Regions from separate parts of the Mus musculus genome. Here region 2 is linked to region 1. The links are chromatin loops, found by intact Hi-C in ENCODE. Cell type or tissue: heart. All regions are shown on one strand.

Region 1 (8,000 bases):
TTAGGAGGGTTGTCTTAAAAATAAAGCTTTTAGCATACGTAAGTACAAATCCTGTAATGAGAAGATAATTAGCCAGGAGGGTGGATAGGAATCCACTGGAGGAGGGATTGTGCTGTAAGCCAGGGAGCAGGCCTCACCTTGAGTATCTCCACCCCACTGTCCTGAGCGTTCTCGGCCTGTTCTTCTATTTGCTTCTGCAAGTGGAGGACTTGCCCTTCCATGTACCTAGAGATCCCTTCGTAGTAAAGAACTGTCGGGGTTCTTCGTGTCACGAGATGCTTAGCTCTGTCGGAAAATTTGTTAAAGTTGTCCCACTCTTGAAGTCTGGCATACCTGCAGCGCCAGGGAAGACAAGTTAAAATCAGTATGGCTCTCAGGATGGGCTGGCTTCCCGACAGATCTCTGTGTATGCCAACTTTCAGTACCTCGGGCCTCTACCTGCCTTCTGTCTGAAACATCGGGATGTTAGGTGACATGGATCCGGGAAAGGATGGAATCCTATGACTCGGGAGGGACAGAGAGCCTGCAGGAGCACACATGGCATGTGGGGTTATCCATGATGCTCCTTTGACTGTAGGAAGTGAGGCAGGTCACACATTTTAGGCTTATAGAAACTGTCCCAGTTGCAAAAAGAGGTGGGCCAGCAGTTATCAGCGCAGCCTGCAGACAAGCCAGTGTCACCTGGGTCCTTTTTAATTGTAGGCACCCTCAGCTTATTATAAATGGGAAGTATTGAAATTATTTACATGATGAGAGAGTTCAGAACGTCAATGGTATGGCCAGCTTCACGTGACATTGTTGTAACCGTGATTTCAATCCACAGACTTTCCAAGAATGTTATCATTGCTAAATAAGAAATAACCCTTGTCATCTAAAACTACGTTGGTGCCTCTGTGTTCTGGGAGAAGAACTTCACCCCAACTTTCACACTGACCACTTGATCTACCCACACTCTCCTTTTGTGCCTGATCCCACAACACTGTGGCTTGCGATGCTTTTCCTGGAGACTTTCTGGAAACATAACCCCACCCTTGGGGACCCCACAGTTTCAGCGGCCCTCCTTTCAAGCAACACTCTGTCAAGGAGCAAAAGAAACTTTCTAAAAGCTTGCCCAGCCATGACTTGCACTTCCGCAGGTCCGACCTCTGCACTCAGGTGGCCACCACTGCAGAGAGAGGCCTACGAGCCAGCTCAGGACAGTAGAAAAGCTGGGTTCTCTTCTTAAATGCAGATTCCCAGGTCTGACCCAGATTATCTGGTCAGTCAGGCTCTGGGAGTGAGGCCAGGAATTTGAGTTAACAAGTCTTCCAGGTGATTCTTATGGCCACTAAGTATGAGCTGTATTGCTCTGGGAGAGAACTGGTACACGGACATCCCAACTAGGAGAGATAGCAATGAGGGATTAGCACAACTGTTAGACTTCAGAGTCTTTGAAAATTAGTTTACGTGGTCATACCAATTTGATATGGAGCCTTAACTGGTCAAGGTAGTCTTTTTTGGATGTTAAGTTCTCCCACATAATTTTATTTTGTGTTTAAGGCAGAGTCTCAGGTAGCCTGGGCTGACGTTAAACTCCTTATCTCCCGACCCTCCTACCTGCTGGACCCAAGTGCTGGGCTCATAGGTGTGAACCACTATGCCCCAGAGTTGAGGAAATTTTTTTTTAATCAAAAGGCATTTCACATTAATTGGGAGTTGCTTGAATTTGAAGTCTTCAATCTCATCACACAGCTTTTACAGAATCATATTAGTATTAGATGACCTGGCCGTGTATAATGTGAGGTGGCAAACAAAACAGGGGTCTCAGGCTAGGAAATAACAGGGAATTTGGTTGCTTTCTGATTTACCTTGAAGATGGCTGTGCTACGTGTACATCTGTACATCTCATGTACATCTGTACATCTCATTCCTTTTTTTTTTGTTTGTTTGGTTTTTTTGTTTTTTGTTTTTTGTTTTTTTTTTTTTTTTTTTTTTTTTTGGTTCTTTTTGGTTTTTCAAGACAGGGCTTCTCTGTATACCCCTGGCTGTCCTGGAACTCACTCTGTAGACCAGGCTGGCCTCGAATTCAGAAATCACCCTGCCTCTGCTTCCCAAGTGCTGGGATTAAAGGCGTGCGCCACCACTGCCCGGCTTACATCTCATTCCTTGAAGGTAGGGTCCTAGCTACAGGGTTACTAAGCTGCGTTTCTTCCTCTGGCCCGAGTGTTCTGTGTGAGAGACTCCAGTGGAGCAAAGGGTCAGGGCTGTCTCCCTGCTCCTCTTGGTTCTCCAATAAGGAGTGCCTTAGTTGGCTGGTGATTTGGGAGGGACCAAGACAAGCACAGATCAGGACATGTGCCTCCTTCATTGTAAGAACCAGTGAAGCTGATTGGTAACATGGCGTTGAGCTGCTCTGCCATGAGACAGAAAGAGGCCTGCCTGGATGGGGAAATCTGTGGCTTCTAGAACTTCCCACTGCAGGGTGGGTGGGTCTAATGTTAGAGCTTAGTGTTAGGCCCTGCAGATATCATGTAGCTCAGACCCTCCAAGGTCATCCTCTCAAAATGATATTTTTCCATCTGTTTAGAATTGGGCAGGTGTATGTGGGCAAGGGGTACTGTTTCTTCAGTGCCCAAACTACAACACTCCACAGAGATAAGTACAGCTGTCCCTCAATAGCCCCTCAGTGCCAGGATGCCCCCATCCAAGAGATACTCGAATTCGCAGGCACTCACAGCTCTTATATAAAATGGTATAGCATTTGCAGACAATACTTCATGCATCTTCCTGCATTACATGTGTTGTTGATAATGTCACCATCTGCACTGTCACCTATGCAAACCGCTGTTACACTTACTGTTTAAGGAATAAGGACAAGGAAGCAGGCTCCACATGTTCAGGACAGTTGCAACTCTTCCCCCACGCCTCATAGCTTCTCTCTTAGGTTCGATGATTCCAGAGATACAAAACTCCTGGCCATCAGGTCACCTATGCTATAAGCTTGGTATTATTGTGACACTAAGACAGACCTACTTTTCTGTCCTTGGCTGACGGCTTCTAGGATGCCTCGGGAGGCCTTCTCTATAAATATTCTCTGGCACCTTTAAGCTGTGTTGGATGCAAACTATGGATATGTGTTCTTTCTTTTAAAGACCGTAGCTGAACAATAGTTCTTCGGGATCTAACTCTCTCACTTTAGACTCTAAATGTTCTGTAGCACATTGTTACCAGACAGCGATGCAGGAGTAAAGTCCCAGGAGGAGTCCGCTCTGGAACTTGAGGATTCTGTTGTCTTCATTGTGGTGTATGAATTCCAAGCATTCTTCAAATGTTCTGTAAATGAAGCCTAGAAAGGAGGGAAACAGAGCGATGTTGCAGCAACGTGGTGTGGGGTTGGGGTGGGTCTTTCAGGCCTTTAGCTCCCAACAGAGTTTCCCACTGTATAGTAATATCTGGTTGCTTTAGTGCTTTAGATACTCAAAGGGTCCCGTGGGTTGCAACAATCACATTGCTGCATTGGCCTGTGTTTCCAGGATCTTAGCTATACCTTGACTTCTTATGGATACGTGGCCCAATTTCATAGAAGAGACCAAATGCCATCAGATTTAATCCAACCTTTCTCAACTCAACTACAAGCCCTGGTAGTCCAGGAATCCCCAGTTTTTCACCCATAGCTCCTGTATGGGTAACAATGTATGTCTCTCCTTTGTTAATCATGAGTGGAGAAAGAACCCCTGGTTGGTCCCTCTGATTTAATAAGGCAGTACTTAAAGGCTGTCAGGAAAGAGCTTGTTTTCCCTGTCACTGCAAGTGAGGATTCTTAAAAATAAGCCATCTAGGGGCTGGAGAGATGGCTCAGTGGATAAGAGCACTGACTGCTCTTCCAAAGGTCCTGAGTTCAAATTCCAGAAACCACATGGTGACTCACAACCACCTTTAATGAGATCTGACGCCCTCTTCTGGTGTCTGAAGGCAGCTACAGTGTACTTACATACAATAATAAATTAAAAAAAAATAAGCCATTGTCTGCAGAGGCTGATTGGCTGATTAGAACTTCAGTGATGCGGGGAAGCTCGGATGTTGCAGGTCCAGAGTTTGAATGTAATTGATCTTTAGCTCCCTAAATAGTCAGCCATTCCTTGTTCACTTCTGTGTTAGGCTCAACGCTCTGTGACTGACACCTTAAAAACTGTTTAGGATGTTTTTAACTTAGCAGACCCCTAGCTTCTACCAACCTGACCTAAAAGCTGAGTGTGGTAGCAGGCAGCATCTGAAGCCTGTAGCTAAGATCTGTCCGGTTTGCTGTAAGTTCTCTCTGATATTCTCACCTATATATTTGAAAAGCACCTTGATTTGTGACTTTCTTTGTAATATTATTATGGAAGAATTCAAGGAGCTGGTTCTGTGCTGGTGGCATGGGATTGTGTTCCTGGACCACTGTCATTCACATTTGGCTCTAGAATAGACACTTCCTTATCCTCTGTGAGGAGAGAGAGAGCTGTGTTTTTCTGTTGGCATCGCCAATAGCGATTAACTCTCATTCTCAATGGGCCAGTCCTTGTAGGCATGTGAAAGCTTTAACACAGCAACACACATTGTCATTGCTAATGTTCATGTTGGAGAATCATGCAACCAAGCTACAGAGGAAGGTCTCATAAAGTTTTAGGTAGATTTACTGTTTTGTGTCAGACTGTGTGCCCGTTAGTTTTCGGACAACTTGATATAAGCTAGTGTCATCTAGGAAGAAGGAGCCTCAATTGAGAATCTGCTTCTATAGGAAGTGATGTGAGTGGGCCTAGCCTACTAGACACAGTGCCACCCCCCGGGTAGGTGGTCCTGGATTGTGGCCAAGAAAGCCACAAGAGCAAGGCAGTAAGCAACACTCCTTCATGGTCTCTGCTTCAGTTAGTGTACAGGTTCCTGACTTGAGCTCCTGTCCTGACTGCAGCCTGCAAGGTGAATGACATCCTTTCCTCTCCAGGTTGCTGTTGGTCATCATGCTTAGTCATAGCAACAAAGACCAAACAAGAACAGAACGGAGTCATGGCTATGAAGCCTGGAGGTCATACGTTGGATATGGTTATCAACATGAAGCTTCTAAGGATAGCCTGAAAAAATTAAATAGTCCCAGTAAAGGGCACATTGTTAAACAATGCAGTGACTATCAACCATCAGAAATTGATCTGACAGCTCAGACCTACAAGGTTCCTCCAGATTTCATTATTCTTTTTCACTGCTCACTCCTCTCCCAGCCCTGAAACAAGGTCTCACTATGTAGCCCTGGTTGTCTTTGAACTTACTATATAGATCAGGATAGTCTTGAACTCATAGAGGTTTGCCTGCCTCTACCTCCCAAGTGCTGGGATTAAAGGTGTGTACCAACATACCCAGCATTCATTGCTTCCTTACAATTTTGGTAATTATTAACCAGCTCCTTGAATCACATCACTAGGCTCTCTCCATCCCTTAACACTAACTAGTTCAAAGTCAAAGTCCAAAGCCCAAGTCCTGAGAGACGCCTCATCACTCCAGTGTGGAGATCCACCCTGATTTCTTTTCATTCCCCAAGCCAGGATAAATTCCACGCGTACCAGAATAAAGCATGATGTCCAAGCAGACGAAATAGAAAAATGCCTTGCTGAAGATGTCCTCTTCTGTTACAGAAAGGTCCCACAACCATCCCAGCACCTGGACCAAATGTTTATATCTGTGCAACAGAGGTGAAGATGTTAAAAGGAGTGAGAAGAAGGGATGGACTTCAGTCCTTGTCTAGTTAGTCCTGGACATGAACAGTAGTTCAGAGCCAAATACAATAGAATACAACCTTAGAATAGGCTTCAAATCTTCCCTTGCCCAGAACTAGAACCTAAGCCTCCAACTGGGTCCTCACCCCAAACTGTTCATATAGGGCTCCTCCATTTTAGGAGGACTAGAGTCTGGCCGATGTGGCCAAGTCTTCATTGCTGTTTGTTTGTGCATGCACAATGCCTTTTCTTTCCCCTTTATCTACCAGAAATGGAGGTCCTATTCCCCGCAATAAGCATAATTGGTTGCCCTCTTGGCCAGAGCAACCAGATTAGAGATGAATACAAAAGAACTCCAGGAGGAGAATTAACAGGGGAAAAGTGATGTTGATGATAAAATGTCAGTTATCAGTTACGGTATCTTCCTTTCCTGTGCCATGGCCAGAGGGAAAAATAAGCCAGAATCCCACAAACAGCTTCCTGCCATAATTAGCTGTGGTTGCCAACCCAGTAGCCTCATTGGAGAGGAAAGCTTTCTGGTTGAGGAACTGCCTAGATCACACTGACCCGTGGGTATGTCTGTGGGGAATTGACTTGATCATTAATTAATGCTGGGAGCCCCAGCCTTGTGGAGGAGGCACCATCTCCAGTTCTAAGAGCTGGTTAGCTTAATCACATACTGGAAAGGGAAACAGAGAGCCAGCCAGCAAGAAGCCATGGTTTCTGTTCCAGTCCCTGCTCGAGTTCCTTGTTCCAAATTTCCTCGAAGATGGACTATGACCTGGAAGTGTAAACACCACCATCCCGCCCCTCCCCACTTTTGGGCAGAGCGCAACAGGAAGGAAAGTCACAGCAACAGGAAGGAAAGTCACAGCAACAGGAAGGAAAGTAGAACCCGAACTTTGGAAAATGCTTTAGGGCAAATACCTGCTTTTCAAGAAAAGAGGTTTACTCAGTCTGCAGAGAACCATCTGGTATTTGTTGGGATTCCGAAGAAGTGACCACATCCTGTGGGCTCGAGAGCCTGGGGAGAAAGCAATCAGGCTGTGTTTGGGGTACTACATGTGACTTTATGCGTTCTCTTGCCTTGCCGGCCCTTACCTAACTCAATGGCCAAGTCCAGATGACCCATTAAGAACTTGATGTGGCCCAGTGTGTCGGCTGTATACGCCATGATCTCAATGGCCTCGCCTTTCAGGGGGAGGTTCAGGAGCTGCTCCATGACCAGTATTTCATATTTGAACCACACGCCCTGGTAGCCAGCGAGGTGGTGGTACAGGGAAAAGTCCAGGTAAGCCTTGATGATCTGTGAAGGCAGCAACAGAGAGAGGAGGAGGGAGACTGAGGAAGAACCGCAGCATGAAAGGCTCAGAGCCTGCCAGGACCCTTTGTTTGTTAAACACGGAGCAATGCCATGGGCTTGGGTACAGAAATCAAACTAGGTGGCTGCCACCTACTTACTGGGTCTTCTAGGATAAGCTCCGTGGCCGCTCTTGTGCACAGTCTTTAAATGAAATCCAAACATTTTAATTTGTGGGGGAAAGTATAGGCAATTGCTTACACATGGGGAGGAATGGCTGCATAGTACAAGATGGGGTGGGTGCAATCAGGTCTACATGGTAGGGTCTTATGTTAAGGTGGACAGGTCTACCTGGCAGGTTCTTATGTTAAGGTAGAAAGGAATATTTGAAAGAGAATTATCCTTTCTTATGTACTGCTTTTGTAATGTAGAAAAAAAGGAAAGCTGGTTTGGCTGGTTTGTTTGATAAAGTAAGGACTGATTTAAAACATAATTGGAGACTTAAGAGATGTTACTCACTCCTTAAGCAAATCTTTAAAATGAGGAAGTTGCCCCAGGATATAAATGCTTAGAGAAGAACAAGGAGAAAAGAATTACTTCTGAAGAATCATTCTACACACACACACACACACACACACACACACACACACACACACAATGCATGCATAATATGTATAAACCATTTTGAAAAGTACAAACAAGAGAATAGACTGTTAATAGACTCTCTAATAGTCCAAGAATTTTATGTTGGGGGTGACTGTATAGGGGAGGTTCTACAAATTCTGTCAAAACTAAGTCCCTGGGTACTTATTACATCCTAACTTTCTTCTTAGCAAATCCCTTTTCCTGGTGTGAACATGCAAAACGCTACCACAACGGATGGCCATATATCGTGGTGGTCAAATGAAAACTCTGCAGCTGCAATAGCCCTGCAGTAGCGTCTGACTTCTTTTACATGGACCAAAAGAAACTGAATC
Region 2 (8,000 bases), 190 kb after region 1:
TAATAAGATAAATCAAAAGCAAGCAAATTGGAATAGTGCAAAACCAACAAACCAAAGGAAAAGAACCCAAGAAAAGGCATAGGAAACAGATAGAGATACAAGGACCACTTGCTTGCACACTAAGGAATCTCTTAAAATGCAAAATTGGGGGCTGGCAAGATGGCTCAGCGGTTAAGCGCACTGACTGCTCTTCCAAAGGTCCTGAGTTCAAATCCCAGCAACCACATGGTGGCTCACAACCACCTGTAATGAGATCTGACGCCCTCTTCTGGGTGTATCTGAAGACAGCTGCAGTGCACTTATGTATAATAATAAGTAAATCTTTGGGCTGGATCGAGCAGGGACTGAGCGAGCAGAGGTCCTAAAAGTTCAATTCCCAACAACCACATTAAGACTCATAACCATCTGTACAGCTACAGTGTACTCATATACATAAAATAAAAAATAAATAAATCTTTTTTAAAAATGCAAACTTGGAAACCATTATATATAAGCAAAGGACTTGTAGGGTGAAAAATAAAAACAAACAAAAAAGGTTAAATTAAAAAAAAAAAAAAAAAACACCAGCATTACGAGAGAATCTCCAAAGATGCCCTTGACTTCATTTTATGTTGGCCACCTACTTCTGGGAATACAGTCTACACTTAAGAGGAGTTTATTGGGGGCTGGTGAGATGGCTCAACGGGTAAAAGCACCGACTGCTCTCATGAGTTCAAATCCCAGCAACCATATGGTGGCTCACAACCACCTGTAACAAGATCTGATGCCCTCTTCTGGTGTGTCTGAAGACAGCCACAGTGTACTTACATATAATAAATAAATAAATCTTTAAAAACAAATGTAACTGGAGTGCCTGGATGGGGGCACACACCTTTAAAAAAAAAAAAACAAAAAAGAGTAGTGTATTTCCCCAGTGAGACTCCTGGAGAAAAACCAAATTTTCATTTGCAAGTGGTTCTCAATTGAGACAGCATCTGGGTTAGGGACAAGGCATGTGGCCTACTTTTCATTTTAGCTCTAGATCCACATTCGATGCAGACCTGTGCAGGCCTCACTGTGCATGCTGCCTCAGTCTCTGGAGTTCATGTTTGCCATTCCTGTTTTGTTTAGAAGGCCTTGTTTCTTTGGTGTTCTCCACCCTCCCTAGATCTTACACTCTTTCTGCCTCCTCTCCATAGATTTCCCCTGAGCCCTCAGAGGAAGGATTTGATGAAGACATCCCATTTAGGGATGAGTGTTCTGAGGTCTCTTCACTCTCTGTATATTATCCGGTTGTAGGTTTCTGTATCTGTTCCCATCTACAGGATGAAGCTTCTCTGATGATGGCTGAGTGAGGCATTGATCTATGAGTATAGCAGAATGTCATTAGGAGCTGTTTATTACTACATTCCTTTAGTAGAACTATAGTATTGGTTTTACCCTAGGTCCTTGGGCTCTTGAGTCTCAACTTCTTGGTCAACCAAGCAACATGGCTATGAGTTCCATCTTGGGAAGTAGGCCTTAAGTCAAATGTGACATTGGTTGGTTACTCCTACCAACTTTGTACCACCATTGCATTAGCATACCATGCAGGCAGGACACCATCTTAGAGCAAAGTGTTTTTAGCTGGGTTGGTGTTGTTTCTCCTTCAGTACTATTCAGAGTACCCTCTAGTACCAAGAACAGTGTCCAGTGAGGGTAAAGGTTCTACATAAGTGCCAGCTTGACTTCTCTGTGTTCAGTGAGTTGTGTAGGTATTTTCAGCAATAGCGCCTTGCCATCAGTTTGTTGCTCTCACAACCTATAGTATTTGCAACAGCCTGGGTTGTTTCTCTAATAACTCAACTACATGTAGCCTAATCCCAGCACATTTGTTGACAAGATGTCCAATTGAGGCTCTGTCTCCTCTGTTACTTGGCAGTGTTATTTAGATTATCTTCATATATGTGTGTGTGTGTGTGTAATATATATATATGTGTGTGTGTATGTATATATATATATATATATATATACATACATACATACATATTAGGAAGCTTCTGCTACTTCCATACTACCACTCAAATAGTCTTTAATTTTAGCTGTCTTTCCCCACATTTCCTCCTTTCCTCTCTCCATTCCTGCTTGATCTCCCACTTCATTCCCCTTTATCTATAACTGTGCATTCTATTTACCTTTGCAGGGAGATCTATTCGTTCCCTCTAGTCCCTTACTTTATACCTACTCTCTGTGGCTGTATTGATTGTACCTTTCTTATCATTGACTGAACAGCTAGTATCCACATATAAGAAAATGTGTACCTAGTATTTGTCTTTTTGTGTATGGGTTACCTCTCTCAGGATGAGTTGTTCATTAACTCTTAGTTAGCTGGTTGAAGACAATTCTTTATCATCAGAGGCCATAGTAATAAGAGAGTAATGACACTAGCATGCTTGTTCCCCAAATAACAAAATTTGCACAAGAGGCTGAAATGCAGTTTGCTGCAAGTGTCACTGAGAGGAGTTGTGTGTGTGTGCTTCTGTTACCAAGTCTGCCACTGAGAATATGCTTCCCCACATACTTCGCCTGCCCTTTGGTGCTGTGTACCCTCCTCTCCTCCGTGTCCTTGGTCTGTTCAGTAATGCCTGTCCTGCACTCACCTGCTTCTTTTTATGTATTGTCTTTTCCTTCTCCTCAATTAAGCATACTCGAGCAGCAGGAACTTTCTCCCAGTTAAGACATACCAAGTTCCCTTTGACCTTTCTTCCTCACCATCCCATAACCTCCCCTCTTCTACTAGTGTTCAGGGCTCTGCAGAGTTTACCTTTTTATTCGACTTCATCGCCCCACTTGGTGAACCTGCTGCAGTCTGGTTCTGGCTCCTATTAGTACACCATGACAGTGTACTTTCATCAGTCTTGTCGTTGACTTACACAGTGCAAAAGCCAGCTGTCAGGTCTCAATGTCCTTTTCAGGAGTGTATCAGAACCGTCGACACACTAGCTGTCTCCACCCTTTGTGGACACACTCTTCTCACTTGACCTATAGCATTTCCGCTTACTTGTTTGGTTGGTTGGTGGGGTTTTTTGTTTGTTTGTTTGTTTGTTTTCTCTCAAACACTGAAGTTCCCCAGGGCTCAGTTATTACCTGTCATCAGGAGCCTTGAAGTTTCATCACAAGAGACATCCAGGTTTGTTAGGAATCCTTGACTCTTACGTTCAGTCTCTGGTTAATTTCTCCACTGGATGGGTATTAGTTCTTTCCAGAGTGAATTGTTCTTTCTTTATTGTTCTTCACTGTGGCAAATAGTAGGTAAAAGATGCTGCCTTTGTCTCTCACATCTCCGATGTTTCCCCTGAGTATTTTCCTTGTCCTTTCCTCCTCCTGGAACAGCTCTTTAGGATAGCCATGAACCTTGAGTCCTTGAGACTATGGTCAAATAGCACCCTAGAAGGCTTTTCTTTTTCTTTTTCTTTTTCTTTTTTTCTTCTTTTTATATTTTCTTTTATTAGATGTTTTCTTTATTTACATTTTAAATGTTATCCCTGATTTCCCCTCTAAAAGACCACTATTCTCTCCCCTCTACCCCCTCCCTCTGCTCACCAACCCACCCAATCCCGCTTCCTGGCCCTGACATTCCTCTACACTGTGGCATAGAACCTTTACAGGACCTAGAGCCTCCCTCTTCTCCCATTGATGACTGCTACATACGCGGCTGGAGCCATGAGTCCCACCATGTGTACTCTTTGGTTGGTGGTTTAGATCCTGTGAGCTTTGGGGAAACTGGTTAGTTCATATTGCTTTTCCTCCTATGAGGCTGCAAACCCCTTTAGCTCCTTGGGTCCTTTCTCTAGCTCCTCCATTAGAGACCCTGTGATCAGTCCAATGGTTGGCTGTGAGCATCCAACTTGTATTTGTTAGGCATTGGTAGAGCCTCTCAAGAGACAGCTATAACAGACTTCTGTCAGCAAGCATTTGTTGGCATCAACAAAAGTGTCTGGGTTTGGTGACTATATGTGATGGATCCCTAGGTGGGGCAGTCTCTGGATGGTCATACCTTCAGTCTCTACTCCACACTTTGTCTCTGTAACTCCTTACATGGGTAATTTGTTCCACCTTCTAAGAACCAAAGCACCCACACTTTGATCTTCCTTTTTCTTGAGCTTCATGTGGTCCATGAATTGTATCTTGGTTATTTGGAGCTTCTGGGCTAATATCTACTTATCAGTGAGTGTATACCATGTGTGTTCTTTTGTGATTGGGTTATCTCACACAGAATGATATTTTCTAGTTCCATCCATTTGCCTACGAATTTCATGAATTCATTGTTTTGTTGTTGTTGTTGTTTGTTTGTTTGTTTGTTGTTGTTGTTGTTGTTGTTGAGGAGACAGGGTTTTTCTGTATAGCCCTGGCTGTCCTGGAACTCACTCTGTAGACCAGGCTAGCCTTGAACTCAGAAATCTGCCTGCCTCTGCCTCCCAAGTGCTGGGATTAAAGGCATGCACTGCCACTGCCCAGCAAATTCATTGTTTTTTTTTTTTTTTTTTTTTTTTGAGATGTGAATGTGATTTCTTTTTTTTTTTATCTTTTTTTTATTAGGTATTTTCCTCATTTACATTTCCAATGCTATCCCAAAAGTCCCCCATACCCCCCAATCCCCTACCCACCCACTCCCCCATTTTGGCCCTGGCGTTCCCCTGTACTGGGACATATAAAGTTTGCAAGTCCAAAGGGCCTCTCTTTCCAGTGATGGCTGACTAGGCCATCTTTTGATACATATGCAGCTAGAGACAAGAGCTCCCGGGTACTGGTTAGTTCATATTGTTGTTCCACCTATAGGGTTGCAGTTCCCTTTAGCTCCTTGGGTACTTTCTCTAGCTCCTCCATTGGGGGCCGTGTGTCCCATCCAATAGCTGACTGTGAGCATCCACTTCTGTGTTTGCTAGGCCCCGGCATAGTCTCACAAGAGACAGCTATATCTCGGTCCTTTCAGCAAAATCTTGCTAGTATATGCAATGGTGTTAGTGTTTGGAAGCTGATTATGGGATGGATCCCTGGATATGGCAATCACTAGATGGTCAAATTCATTAGTGGAGTAGTACTCCGTTGTGTAAATATACCACATTTTCTGTATCCTTTCTTCTGTTGAGGGACATTTGGGTTCTTTCTAGCTTCTGGCTACTATAAATTAGGCTGCTATGAACATGGTGGAGTATGTGTCCTTATTACATGTTGGAGAATCTTCTAGGTATATGCCCAGGAGGGGTATTGCTGGGTCCTCAGCTTAATTGATTCAGAACAGTATAAAAAGAGACATTATTACACAATTGGATCCTATTTCCAATTTTCTAAGGAACCGCCAGACTGATTTCCAGAGTGGTTGTACAAGCTTGCAATCCCACCAGCAATGGAGGAGTGTTCCTCTCTCTCCACATCCTCTCCAGCATCTGCTGTCACCTGAGTTTTTGATCTTAGCCATTCTGACTGGTGTGAGGTGGAATCTCAGGGTTGTCTTGATTTGCATTTCCCTGATGACTGAGGATGTCGAACATTTCATTTGCTCTGTAGTACCGCTAGAGGTCGGGGATGGTGATTCCACCAGCGGTTCTTTTATTGTTGAGAATAGTTTTCACTATCCTAGGGGTTTTTTTGTTTGTTTGTTTGTTTGTTTGTTTGTTTTTATTCCAGATGAATTTGCAAATTGCCCTTTCTAACTCTATGAAGAATTGATTTGGAATTTTGATGGGGATTGCATTGAACCTGTAGATTGCTTTTGGCAAGATGGCCATTTTTACTATATTAATCCTGCCAATCCATGAGCATGGGAGATCTTTCCATCTTCTGAGATCTTCCTTGATTTCTTTCTTCAGAGACTTGAAGTTCTTATCATACAGATCTTTCACTTGCTCAGTTAGAGTCACACCAAAGTCTTTTATATTATTTGTGACTATTGTGAAGGGTGTTGTTTCCCTAATTTCTTTCTCCTTTGTGTAGAGGAAGGACACTGTTTTGTTTGAGTTAATTTTTATATCCAGCTTCTTTGCTGAAGTTGTTTATCAGGTTTAGGAATTCTCTTGTGGAATTTTGGGGTCACTTATGTATACTATCATATCATCTGCAAATAGTGATAGTTTGCTTCCTTTCCAATTTATACCCCTTTATCTCCTTTTGTTGTCTAATTGCTCTGGCTAGGACTTCAAGTACTATATTGAATAGATTGGGAGAGAGTGGGCAGTCCTAACAGAAACAGAGGAAATCCAAAAAATCATCAGATCCTACTACAAAAGCCTATACTCAACAAAACTGGAAAATCTGGATGAAATGGACAATTTTCTAGACAGATACCAGGTACCAAAGTTAAATCAGGATCAGATAAATGATCTAAACCGTCCCATATTCCCTAAAGAAATAGAAATAGTCATTAATTGTCTCCCAACCAAAGAAAGCCCAGGACAAGATGGGTTTAGTGCAGAGCAGAGTTCTATCAGACCTTCAGAGAAGACCTAATTCCAATTCTCCTCAAACTATTCCATAAAATAGAAACAGAAGGTACTCTACCCAATTCATTCTATGAAGCCACATTTACTCTGACACCTAAACCACACAAAGACCCAACAAGAAAGAGAACTTCAGACTAATTTCCCTTATGAATATTAATGCAAAAATACTCAAAATTCTCGCAAACTGTATCCAAGAACACATCAAAATGGTCATCCATCATGATCAAGTAGGCTTCATCCCAGGGATGCAGGAATGGTTTAATATACCGAAATCCATCAGCAGAATCCACTATATAAACAAACTCAAAGACAAAAACCACATGATCATCTCATTAGATACTGAGAAAGCATTTGACAAAACTCAACACTCCTTCATGATAAAAGTCTTGGAAAGATCAGGAATTCAAGGCCCATACCTAAACATAGTAAAAGCAATACACAGCAAACCAGTAGCCAACACCAAACTAAATGGAGAGAAGCTTGAAGCAATCCCACTAAAATCAGGGACTAGAAGGCTTTTCTAAGAACTGTCCACAAAACAGCACTCTTTCCCTTTCATCTAGCCTGCAAGCCTTCTGTACTAGTTTAATATAGCTGGTACCCTGGGGTACACATGTGTGCATGTATAGAGATATATGTGCATGTGCATGTAATGTATATTCACAGATGTCTGTTTTCCCTCAGAGTAAACTCCATAGGGGTAAGGATTATTTTGCTCAATGTTTTATTGTCCGGGAAGTCTCATATGTAAGAGGTATACAGCTACCTCTTTGCATAAATTTGTGTAATTTTTGTTTTCACCTGGGTATTTCCAAAGAAAAGATTAAGAAAATATTATATAAACCTTTTTAGCTAAAATATCAATTCTGACACAAGAAGAAACATTTTTTAAGGGTATGACATACAACTTTAATTTTTCAAAGTTATAATGAATTCTAATAATTGTTTTAAAATATATAACTATTTACTTGTTTTATTGAATATTGTTACTTGACTGAAATTAGTAAAGTAACTGAAATTTTTGTTTAGATTTTTTAAATTAATATTTTATAACTATTCTGTGTTATTTTTCTGTACAAAGAAGAAAAATGGTGACTATTTGAATGTTTAATTTAGATTCTTAATGGCTAAGTGTGTAGTGCAGTGAGTGATATGTACTTAGGCCCTATATGCAGTTCGAAGTACCATAATATAAAAAACTATAAAATAAATTTAAAATAGTGTTTTGCTTTTATGATATTTTATTTTCATTTGTTTGGTTACTTAAATATTTATAGAAATTATGTGTCTAATTCGTGATAATTAAAGAGAAACATCTGATTGCATATGCATAGACTGTCTCATAATTTAATGACTTTTTATCAGTATTTCTTTTTAGTATTTCTCTTTAAAGCATGTCTTATTTAATCTTTCCCTTTTTAAGTGTATAATCAACTTTATACTATTTTTTGTTGTGTTACTGTCTCCTTTCTTTTCCTATCTGTGTCAGAATTTTTAAGGGGGCCTGAGATAGCTTTGCTCCGTAAGCGCCTGCAGCAGCTG

The links. Peaks named below come from ENCODE experiments on the same cell type or tissue, not always from the same donor. Only the 100,000 strongest peaks of a DNase experiment are listed, where the experiment ranks them.
Region 2: it touches region 1 in a loop (5-fold over the local background); 5 of 42 quality-filtered maps call a loop at or near these places.

The regions. Positions count from the first base shown.
Region 1 is chr1:165,562,952-165,570,951 of GRCm38, reverse strand. It overlaps Adcy10 (adenylate cyclase 10), which reads right to left. Exons shown (of 34, transcript NM_173029.3): 27 at 6,825-7,029; 28 at 6,651-6,747; 29 at 5,571-5,686; 30 at 3,208-3,325; 31 at 138-333. Among named protein-coding and RNA genes, the nearest start is that of Gm51750, 7.8 kb to the right of the region's middle. In heart, no CTCF peak of the experiment used is centred here; no DNase peak of the experiment used is centred here.
Region 2 is chr1:165,374,183-165,382,182 of GRCm38, reverse strand. The region is part of intron 10 of Dcaf6 (DDB1 and CUL4 associated factor 6); the gene reads left to right. Among named protein-coding and RNA genes, the nearest start is that of Dcaf6, 82 kb to the left of the region's middle. In heart, no CTCF peak of the experiment used is centred here; no DNase peak of the experiment used is centred here.